Regions from separate parts of the Mus musculus genome. Here region 2 is linked to region 1. A link is a contact called in ENCODE Hi-C or POLR2A ChIA-PET data. All regions are on one chromosome and are shown on one strand. Each heading gives the region's core, a stretch centred on a gene start or an enhancer-like site at or near the end of the contact. The rest is flanking DNA. Distances are from core to core; before and after follow the strand shown.

Region 1 (5,501 bases), core at 1,193-3,692:
TATGTTTCTTTTCTAAGAAAAGTTAGAACTAACGTAGTGTATTAAGTTAGGAAAATCTATTTAGGCAGGGCCTGCAGCTTCATTAACCAAGTTCTACCTTAGATGGGGTGGGTTGGGAACAACCTTAGCACTACTTACTTCCTACTTCAAACAACCCTAATTTGAGCAAACAACTGCTCTAACTGGTAATTCTAATGTCCAGCAAACACTTGCAGGGGGTCTTTGGGATCTCCACTGTAATGGTGAGGTTCCAGAAAACATGCTAGTTCCAGAAGTGCTATAGGGAACCTACTACAGGAACCAAGAGGTATGTGGGCCCACATCAGCTTCGTGGGGTGGGGTGGGGTGCAGCTACAGGAAACTGTAATGGTTTACTGTGTGCAAAAAACCTCAAAGGAGAAGGTCAGGCAAGGATAATAGGCCAATTTAATCCTGAAAGCACAAGGTGCAAGAAATTTTATGATGGTCTGCCACTGAAATCACACAAGATCCAATAGCATCCAACTGCAACTGCTCATCAAGGGAAACAAGAGGTGTAATTGTAACCGCGGTGTAATCACTGAGACTGCTTCTGCCTACAGCTCCCAGCAGAGAAGTATTAAGAGCCTGGAAAATCCAATTCAGAGAAAAAGAGATTGTACATGGCGTAACGAAACAAAAGCTGTGTGTGTGTGTGTGTGTGTGTGTGTGTGTGTGTGTGTGTGTGTGTGTGTGTTTCTGTGTGCTTTGCCCATATGGAGGACAGAGGCTTAGAAATGTGTACTCGACCTCCTCAGAACTCCCTTCTTGAAGCTTCTCCTCTCCTTTGTTTAAAACACTTAGCCTGGTGTTACAAAGATTGCCATTACCAGACACTCTGGAATGCTAACCCAACACACCCTAGTCTATAGGAAAAACACCGTACCCACTACTCTCACCCCCTCAAGGGAGCTCCTGCGCTGCCCAGGGACTCCCTCAAGAAGCACAGACCCCTGCTTGAGCTCTTCCACCCAGCCAAGAGCAACAGCCAGCCCCAAGGAAGCTAAGCTGCCCAGCAGCGCCCGCTCCGAAGTTGGCACTGAAGTTTGTCCAAGGATGTCCGGAACCTTGAGGAGAAAGGGACATGAGGTGGAAAAGACAGTAGGAGTAAGTTGAGTTTTCCGAGTGGATCCTAAGGCAGAAGGTCAGTTACGTTCGAAGCCTTTTTTTTTTTTTTTTTTTTTGGTGCGCACTGAGAAAGTCTCCCTGGCGCCTGGGAGCTGTCACCTGAGGGCAGCCCAGGAGGGAGCAGGAAACATCCTCCTGGCGCCAGGGGAGGACCTCAGGCTTCAGACTCACTGGATCTTGGGGCTCAAAGCAGAGGGGGAGGGGAGATGGCAGAGGGGACAAGAGGCAAAAGCAACACCTTTCAGACAGGCTTTCTCCTACGCCCTCTCCAAGTTCGTGCTGAGAGGGCCAGGACTCTCCCAAACCACTCTATGAGTCCTCAGTTCAAACAAGTCCACCGCCAGAGATGGGTGGGGTGGCGGCATGGAAGCCAAGGGCTTAAAGGTTGAGACCCTAAAACCAGCTCTAGTCCCTCGCCGAGACAACCTAATGCATTTACACAAGCCACAGCCAGTAACAGCTCGCGGCTGGCACAGGGCTTAGCTCCCGACTCCCCTGTTATTCCTAATAAAGTCGATTACGTTGCCCTCCCGGTGCTGATTGGAAGGGAACCGAGAGGGAAAGGGGGGCGGGCGAGGGAAAGAGCACGGGGAGCAATCAACTTTGCGACCCAGCACTTCCTCGCGATCCGTCGCCATGCTTAAGATCCACCCCCACCCCCTCCTGCCTTTCAAGTGGATACTGAAACTAGGCCAAAACTTTTCCCCTCCTTTTCTCTTTGCCACTAGACTGGATTGTGCCCCATGGAGCCCCATGGAGCTCTGCTTTCTTAAGCACAATAGCCGGACTAATTAGATCATAGAGGCAAGGCAGCGATACTGTAACAAGTAGCCCAAGAGGCAAAAGAGGGAAGGGCCGAAGAAAGGGAAAGGGGAAAGTTTGCAGCTCTCACACTTACCGATCAAGCCTCCCACCAGAAAGGCAACGATTTGGAAAACCAGAAGAATCCCTCCAACAATGCAGAGCTTCTTGGTACTCATGTTTTCTATAATTGCCCCAGCCATTTCTGCGACCCCCTTTCTTTTCTCCTTTAAGTAAATGTTTTAGGGTATGCTTTCGCTTCCCCTCTCCTTCTTCCTTGCCCTCTTTTCCTGGTGCTGCAAAACTTCAAGGGTGCGTTAGCAGAGGAGGTGGGACAGACCGCAGGCGCCCGCGCGGATGCCTGGGCGAAGCCGCTTGGGCTCCCCAGATGCCCAGAGCTGAGACTGCGGCCGCCCGGCAGCCAGTGGACGCTTAAAGAAGCAGGGAAGCGGATCACATGACACGCCTCCCTCTCTTTCTTCCTCCCTCCCTCTCGCGCTTCCTCCCTCCCTCCCTCCCTCTCTTCCTCAACCCTGGCCCGCCAGTTCAGGGATCTCAGCTCCCGCCAGCTCTGGCTACCCGCCCTCAGGTCTGGCCTGCAGCTTGCCCCGGCAACAGCTAACATCTTGAGGGGGGTCGGGTGGCTGGTGTTGTTAAATGGGCTTGGCATACGCAGTCTCTACCATGTTTCCTTTTCGGGTTCCCAAAGTATGGGATTTAAGTTACTCATGGGCCTCTTTGCAAACCCTTAACTTACATGTTGAACCCACCCCACCACCAGCCATTTGAACGCTAGGAAAGAGGTGAATTTTAAAAAGGAGTCTAATGAAGTTAAGTCAAAGTATAAAGAGAAGAAATAAGGTCTCTGTTCTGGTACCTTCTGCCTTGCCCTATCCTGGAATTATAACCCGCTAAATTCCTCATTACACGGCCCTTCAAGAGCCTTATTATCCAGACAAATCAAACGTCTGTTCCTTACTCTACCCTGGACTGCCAGTCTTGGTGTTGACTATTACCTAAACGCTTTAAAGTTCATTGAAAACTCGACTTGTTTTAAAATTCTTGTTTTGGTTTTTTACACCACCTTTATGTTCCAAGGGTCGATCCCCTCCAATCATGCTCTCACATTTTCACCTTCTATAAGGTCTTATGAATGCACATTTGTTTCCATTACTAAGCTGTAAATTTCTGGGAGACTGGGACCAAGTTCAATTCTCTTTGTATCTGCCCCCACCCCTCAGTGCCTAACAAAATTCTCACACTAGGAGACCCTGCATGAACTTTGGTGGAATGAATAAATGAGTGAATGTTTAAGCAAGCCCACAGCTTGCATTTAAAAAGCCTAAAGGACTTTAGTTGGGTAGGTAGTATACATGTTAAATAGTACCAGTTAGAGTTTCAGGTGGGTGGTCACAGCTACTAGGAGGCTGAGTCAGGAGGATTAGTAATTTACGACCAACCTGGATAATTTTAGAGACCCTATCTCAAAACAAAAACTAAAAAGTGATCTGGGCCTCTTGTTTAACTTGATCTGAGGTCCTAGATTCAAACCCCATGGAAGGCAGAGGAGGAAAGAGAATGTTAGCTCTTTGAGAGATTTACTTATATTGATACACTACATCCAAGGAAAAGTGGTGATCTTAAGAGATTTCTTGATAAGGCTGACCCAAACTCCAGGGCCTGGTTTTTCCATGTTTCATAAACTGTCTATTTAGCCAATGCAACTCAAATCACACATTAGCTTTATAAAGGTACCTCCTGGCCTCCCAGTACAGGTTTCCAAAGCCACCAGCATACCTGATTTCTTGCTTCTTGTCATCTTCCTGTGGAGGAACTATTTACTGTCCTCTTCTTCCTTCAGTTACTTGTCCAACATTTGCTTACAATCTTAATGTGTTTTCTTTTCCTTCCTGAGCACTAGAGATTATATCAAAACTTCAAGAGTATTCTGAAGGAACTACAGGGTAGTTGTGATTCACTGTATAATGATTTTCCAAATTGTAATTGCTGTGTGTGTGTGTGTGAGAGAGAGAGAGAGAGAGAGAGAGAGGAAGAAGAAGAAAGAGGGAGGAGGAGGAGGAGGAGGAGAGAAAAAGAAGGAAGGAAAAGGAAAAAGGAGGGAAGGGAGGAAGAAATTGATATCCTTATTCCATAGGGATCCTGCTGGAAACTGGATAATGGGATTGCTAAAACTGAAGTGTTCATTTCAATTGGCTCATGGCCCTTTAAGAATCATCTTTTTATATCACCGTCCCTGCTTCATCAAGCCTAAGCATAAAATCAGATAGAGTCTTAGTTACTTTTCTATATCCATGATAACACATCATGACCTTGACAATTTCTAGAATAAAGAGTTTATATGGACTTACAGTGCCAGTGAGTGAGAGTTCATGATTTTAGAGTAAAGGTATGGCAAAGGAACAGTTGATTCCCAAGTAGGAGGGAGAGGGAAAGATAACAGGGAATCCCTGAGCCGTTTGAAACTTCAAATTCTACCCCTGGTGAAAACTCTTCTCTGATAAGACCACATTTCTTCCTCCTTCCCAAAACAAAACAAAACAACACAAAACAGAACAAAAGGTTCTACCAATTGAGAAACAAGTGTTTAGATACATAAGCCTATGGAGGCAATCTCATTCAAACCATTACAGTTACCTTCCATGTATCATTGGTCTTGAATAGGTTTCTTTGCATATATAATGGAAAGCTTTGAGTAAATGTGTTATTCTTTTCTCATAGAGTGGGTTTTGTGATAGGAGTTTCTCCATGAGATGCTTTTAAATTTCAGTTTCTGTTGTCTTTGTAAATATTAATAATGACTATCAAAATTCATTTCCCAATTTGATAACATAAATATGTAGAAAAAAGGCTTAAATGTTTTTCCTGGAATGGAATCTAGATTCCTGCCCCTGCTGTGTGAAACTACAGTACATTATAGTTAATAGTGCGCTCCAAGGCTCAATGTTCTCACCTATAAAAGAAAAATGATAATAATACCAAGCGTATGGTATGTTCTTACAAGGTATAGACACTTATATAAGTGTATAAGAAGACACAACAATTGAATCAATAATCTTGATCAAAGAAAGAAAGCTAGAAACTCTGGTGCTTTCTGAGCATGCACAAAACCCTAGTTTTAATCCTAGCAGTGCATAAACTGGGTATGGTGGCACACATCTGTAATCCCAGCACTCAACAGGGAAGATCAAGAAGATCAGAAGTCATCCTTCATATATGGAATTTGAGGCCAGCCTAAGATATATGAGTTTTTCTCTTAAAAAAAAAAAAACTAGTAAGGCTAATCAGAGATTAGTTGTTTCTCAGATATAACATTTGATCATGTTATGAATATTTTTAATAAGTATTATCTTGCTATTTATTAAAGTTGCTGTATACTCATGACCTTCTTGTTTTGGACTCCTAGATGATGATATTACAAGTGTGTGTCACCACAACCAGCCTACAAACACACTTTTTGAAGCACACTTTTGAAGATGACCAGAAGATTATTTCCACTTGACAATAGTACTTGTAAAAAAAAAAAAAAAAAAAAA
Region 2 (5,501 bases), core at 1,648-4,147, 46 kb before region 1:
TAAAAAAGGATGTCCCTTTTATTTGACCCATAATTCTGGTGATGCCTTGAATTAGAATGATATCATAGACTTAGATGTTTGACTACTTGGAGGCAGTTAGTGGAGCTATTTGGGTAGATTTAGGAGGTATAGCCTCTCTTCAGGAAGTATGTCACTGGGCACATTAAAAGCTACATACCAGTCACAGTTTTCTCTTTCTACTTCATACTTATGGTTCAAGATATGAGCTTTCAGCTCCTGCTTCAGCTGTCATGACTGCTTGTTGCTGTCATGTCTCCCTGCTATGATAGACTCTGATCTCTATGGAACCGTAAGCAAAAAACCCCTCTTCTATAAGTTATCTTTGTCTGTTTTTTGTTTGTTTGTTTGTTTGTTTAATCACAGCTCTAAAGTAAGTAATGAGTCTAGTTCCCAGTTACACACCAAAGCACAGTATACCTGTTTTCTGTGCCAGGAAGAAAGGGTGGCTTCTAAGGAAAGTTATTATTTTCCCCTCTCTTTTCTGAATAATATTATGGGGATAATATATTGATGTTCTGCTAGAAAGTGCCAGTGGGGTTAAAGGAAAAATGTAATTACAGAAGCTACAGACCAACAACTTCTTTGACCTAATGCTGCTTTAAGGTTTTATGTTTAAAACAATAATGGTCTTTATCATGGCTCCCAGCCTCAGGAGTAAGACAATAAATGATACTACTTCTAAGAGATTTCAGAGGGGGTTGGAGAGATGGTTCAGCGGTTAAGAGCACTGATTGCTCTTCCAAAGGTCCTGAGTTCAAGTCCCAGCAACCACATGGTGACTCACAATCATCTATACTGGAACTGATGCCCTCTTTTGGTACTCATATACATACAATAAATCAATCTTTAAAAAAAGAAGAGAAAACAGAGATTTCAGAGAAGAAAAAATGTGCAGTATTCTTCTAGGTACAGCAAGGCCTGACAATCTATTCAACCTGGCTTGTTAAAGCTCGAGGGTAAACCCATGACGAGACAAAAACCACAACAGTTCACAAAATTGCCACTGAGATAGGATTAATATTCCTCTGAAACTTGAATGCTAGATGTACTATCCCAAAGGACTTCTTTTACTCAACCAAATATTTCTAAGCATCTACTGGTTTCCATGAACAGTACTGGGGATAAAAATGCATAAGGCAAAATCATTGCCCTCAAATTAATCACAGTAAGTTTGGAAAATTGGGCACTGCAGTAAAAGCAAACCTATGTATATAGGTAGCTCAAAGTGTTTAAGAGCACTGGGTTAAACAATAGACCACAGAAGGTGTGACTTTCAGAATCAGCTCATCCAAAGTGATATCTACCTACTAACTACAGTATAATAGTTCAAGATACAATGGGGTAGAAGCAACCACAGATTAAAGAAGCTGTACATCTAAAAATCCATAGAAGCCCTAAAAAACACTGAATAATTAGAGAAAGAAATTAATTCAATATGAAGGAAATGCAAGAGTGACTATAAGGAATACAGGGCTAAGCAGCAGGAAGAGTCTGATGACTAAGGGTTCAAGTTTTACTAAATTCCATGGTATTCCACTTATTGAAGCACTTCTAGCAGCTATGTACAGAGAAGACTTCTGGTTAGAAAGCTAAATAGAGAAAATCACAGCCCATTGTATTTCATAGCTCCCAGTTTGTTTTATGTGATTGGATGACACAGAAAACATCTAAAGAAAAACAATTTGTAAGGAATTTGAACTCAATTATAGTATTTTTTTTCATAAAAAAGCCAGAGAAAACAGAACAATCCAAGCTGGCAAATGTTAAAACATTGGAAAACAAATGTGATCACACTTATTCTTATTTGACCATAATCAACATTCATGCAGAGAGAAAACACACCTGACAAAGAGGGATTGGAAAGACAGTGGCTACCCTTTGCTTTCTCCCCAGGATAACTCACAATAGCTGATTTGGTGCTTGTAAAAGTCAGTCTCTCTCTCTCTCTCTCTCTCTCTCTCTCTCTCTCTCTCTGCAATTAGAGAGGAGAGCTTTATTCACACTGAATCTAAAAATAGACAATGGCAGTGTTCACAGACTGACAGCTGCATTCTCATACTGTAACCAGGAAAGGAAAGAGATGGCTAATTTAACTCAACAACTTCCAAAACAAACAGTGCAAAAAGAGCCCAGGATAAAGAAAAAACACGAAGGTCAGCTGTTCAAAGGCTGAAAGAACAGCAGGGTAGCTCTCTAGCAATTCATTAGGCTTTCCAAAATTCCTATGTGACCAACAAAGTATTTTATCAGATCTGTCCACAGAACTTCAGGATAAAGCTCTAGCAGATGCTCTTGCTATAGGGATCCAGGAAACACCAGTCAGAAGGGTTGGAGCTTTTCCTTCTGATTTTCTGGTCTATTACCTGAACAGTCAAGACTAAAGAGCTACTTGAGGTTTTTTTCTATAAGTTCAGGACAACACCTCACCCCCACCCCCAACACACCAACAACTATAACTAAATTTCACATTATATTTTAACTAGCTTGAAACATTAAAAAAAAAAAACAAACCAAGAAACAAAACAAACAAACAAACAAACAAGGTCATTATAAAGGAGAGAGAGAAACCAGGTGTCTAGAAAGATAGAATCAGTTCTTTCTCTCCCATCAGTCATAAAATGTGTTCAGTTTTCATCCTTAGGCACCCTGCCCAGGGAGGGGATTATGGCTCAGCTTCAAAAGAAACAAGGGGATGCCTGTGGGCGGGGAGCAGCCTCTCCATAGCTCTCCCACAGATCTGTTCTGGCTCTCAGAGCCCCTGCTAGCCAGCTAAATGTCAGCTTACTGCACCCCAGCATTCTCTTGCCACACTGTCTCCATTGCCCCGGTGACTAAGCTGTTTCAACAGCTGTGTTATTGCTGGAGCCAAGCCAGTTTTACTCACACAGAGTATTTGCTTTGTACTGTGAATGTGGAAAATTATTGCACTAAGGATTCAGAGTTCTCTTTGCAGATAAGGCCAGCCCTGCTTGATTACCCAGCCACACATTCCCTAAGCGGAACTCTGATGGCAACAGGAGAATATTCTGCTGCTACCCAGGTTTCCTGGAGATGGACAGATTAATAACATTCCAAAGAAAGTGGAGGAGACATGTGCCTGTTTGAGTGAGAGAAAAGAACAAAACACAAATGTGACTATTGGTGGAGCCCCAAAGATGTCAGTTACTACTCCCTAATTAAAAGCTACCAAGAATGATAAGTAGATCTGCCCTTCTGCTCTGCAATCCAGGAATGGTTCTTCCTTGCCTTCTTGCCTTGCAGGTGATCAGCACCCCTCTATCTGTGTGGGTGTTTGCTCTGTGCAGACCTCCATACTTCTCTGAACCATGTGGAACAGAGTCCTCCTGAGCACTCCTAGAATGCTGTGACTCTCTCCCTTTCCATTGTTCACAATCAGTTGTGTTCACATGGAAGTGAGTTCAGTGACTTGTTCATCTTCTTGACCACTTCACATACTCAGCCTCTTGCTCACTCCTGAGCAAGGGAGGTAAATGCTGTGTTACTGTTTTAGATCAACCTTAACTCCCTTATGCAGAGGGTAGTAAGAAAAAGAGAAGGTATTTCCTATAGGTGGAACTAATTTCTATTTCTAGTATATACTGATTCTTCTTCATTGGTATTATTACTCAACCCTCCTTCCTTAAGTTCTTATAAGTGACAGTAAGGCACAATTTCTGATATTGAATTGAAGAGATCTCAGAAAACATGTTTTCTTATAAGGGTCGTATATTGTTTGAAAAGAAAGGAAACAATGATTCTTTCAAACTTACTCTTTTAGTTCTTACTGCATATTTAAACATATTCATACATACAGAGACCAAACAGAATAATTCATTTATAATTTCAAAATGAAGAAAATGAAGCCTGTTATGGTGGGAAGGGCACACAATCTAAGTCCAAATTTGCCAGGTTCCAAAAGCACATGCTATTTCTTATTATGTCACTGAGTAGCACATTAGGAAAATTAGAAAAACTGTTCATTGCTCTAGGAAAGCCTCTATCCACAGTTCAACTCCAGTTAAGTCACTTTACATATGGCATTTTTTTCAATAAATTTTGACTTTGGATCATAGGATTACTGAAGTACTTTCTTGTTCTAATATTTCATGAAGACAGAAATCTAAAACACTATCAGCTTTCTAATTTCCCTCTATACTTAAGGAACTGGGACAAAACCAAATAACTGTAAAGCCATTTCAATTCTCAGGGCACTTACAATTGGAAAGGAATGATAAGGGATGAAAACTGGAATCTGGTTAATACGAGTAACAGTTAATAAATACCAAACACCAGAGTTTCAGATACTTGAAAACAAACAACAAACAAACAAAAAACATTGTCAAGATCATAAAAGGAAAAACCTAGATTTTATACACTCCTCATACTGTATTTGTGCAGCTGGCAACAGACAGAGAGGAAACAAAGTTCCTAAAAGAACTTTTATGCCACTGATTAGAAGGGATCTCATCTGCTCCACAGATAGGACTTGGAAGGGAAAACAGACCAGAACATGTTTGTCTTTCCAACTCACCTATTCTTAATCCCCTTGGATGGGGTTACAGATGAGAGGAGGCATCCAGGGGTAAAATAATATGGCTGGAGGTTCCTGACCCTCAGACTCTTAACGACAGAGGAACCCGAGAGGCAGCATTTAATTGTGGAAAAAAACAGCCTGTCTCTCCTCTTATCTTTATCTTCTGTGACTAAAACCCACAATTACTGGCATCCTTTGGAATCCAAGTCACTCAGCCAAGCTATGTCTGTAGTTGAAAAGCAAAGGGAGTAGGATTTCCTTGCCTCTGAAGCCAGCCCAGTGTGAACCTAGCCTAGCTCAGCTTGGTGACTTCTCCCATTAGAAACTTCACAGGTAGTTTCCTGTTAGGAGTGCCACCAAGTAAGAGATCCAGACAGAAAAGAAGAAATGCAGTCTCCAGCTACTATCTAATTAAAGGACAATCTAGTCTCCAATCTTGAATCTACATTTCAGTTCCACGTTACATATGTAATTTTCAAGTTTTTTCATAATGACTTAACTCCTAATTTCTTTGTCAAATAAGTCATATTGGTAACACACTGAAGGGTCATGCCATCTTTCAGGAGTTTATCTTTTACCTCCAATTTTTAAAAAATGTTTATTATTCTTGGAGAATCCGGGTGCTTGAAGTGATTCAAGTCAAAGCTGACAGCCACATTCCGCATGAAAAGGGTTAATAAGTCAATGCTCTTTTCTTTTTGTAGGTCACCATTATGTTCTTCATTTTAGCAATCACTTTTCCTGGAATCAGATTCTTGGGGTAAGTTTGTTTATAGTTCATGTTGGTGTGGCAGCAGTAGAGGTAATGCAGCTTCCAGGCATTCCTTTGTGAAGTCAATCATTCAGCCATAGGCCTAGATGAGAACTGCAGGTCTGAAGTACTTACTTGTCTTTGTTCCATTTGTAGTTGGGGCAGCTAGTGCTGCAGCAGGCAGATAGGATGTAT

What was found. Hi-C counts contacts between places; a loop is a spot of excess contacts on that map. ChIA-PET counts read pairs that join two places held with the same protein, here RNA polymerase II (POLR2A).
Region 2: a map of heart shows a loop between it and region 1 (3-fold over the local background). The contact joins the enhancer-like site here to the promoter of Wls in region 1. A Hi-C loop is called at or near these places in 11 of 37 maps with a recorded cell type or tissue (Patski, adrenal gland, gastrocnemius and 3 more). POLR2A ChIA-PET finds 5 or more read pairs at or near these places in 2 of 5 experiments (Patski and embryonic stem cell).

The regions. Positions count from the first base shown.
Region 1 is chr3:159,836,591-159,842,091 of GRCm38, reverse strand. It overlaps Wls (wntless WNT ligand secretion mediator), which reads right to left and starts at 2,442. Exons shown (of 12, transcript NM_026582.5): 1 at 2,045-2,442. The coding sequence starts at 2,150.
Region 2 is chr3:159,882,792-159,888,292 of GRCm38, reverse strand. All of the region lies in intron 2 of Wls (wntless WNT ligand secretion mediator), which reads right to left. It also overlaps the pseudogene Gm19149. Among named protein-coding and RNA genes, the nearest start is that of Gm23941, 31 kb to the left of the region's middle. Within about 2 kb of position 2,897, at least 1 of the 3 ENCODE cell types and tissues checked has a DNase peak (open chromatin) inside an H3K27ac peak, as active enhancers do; it is heart, where a contact is called at or near this core.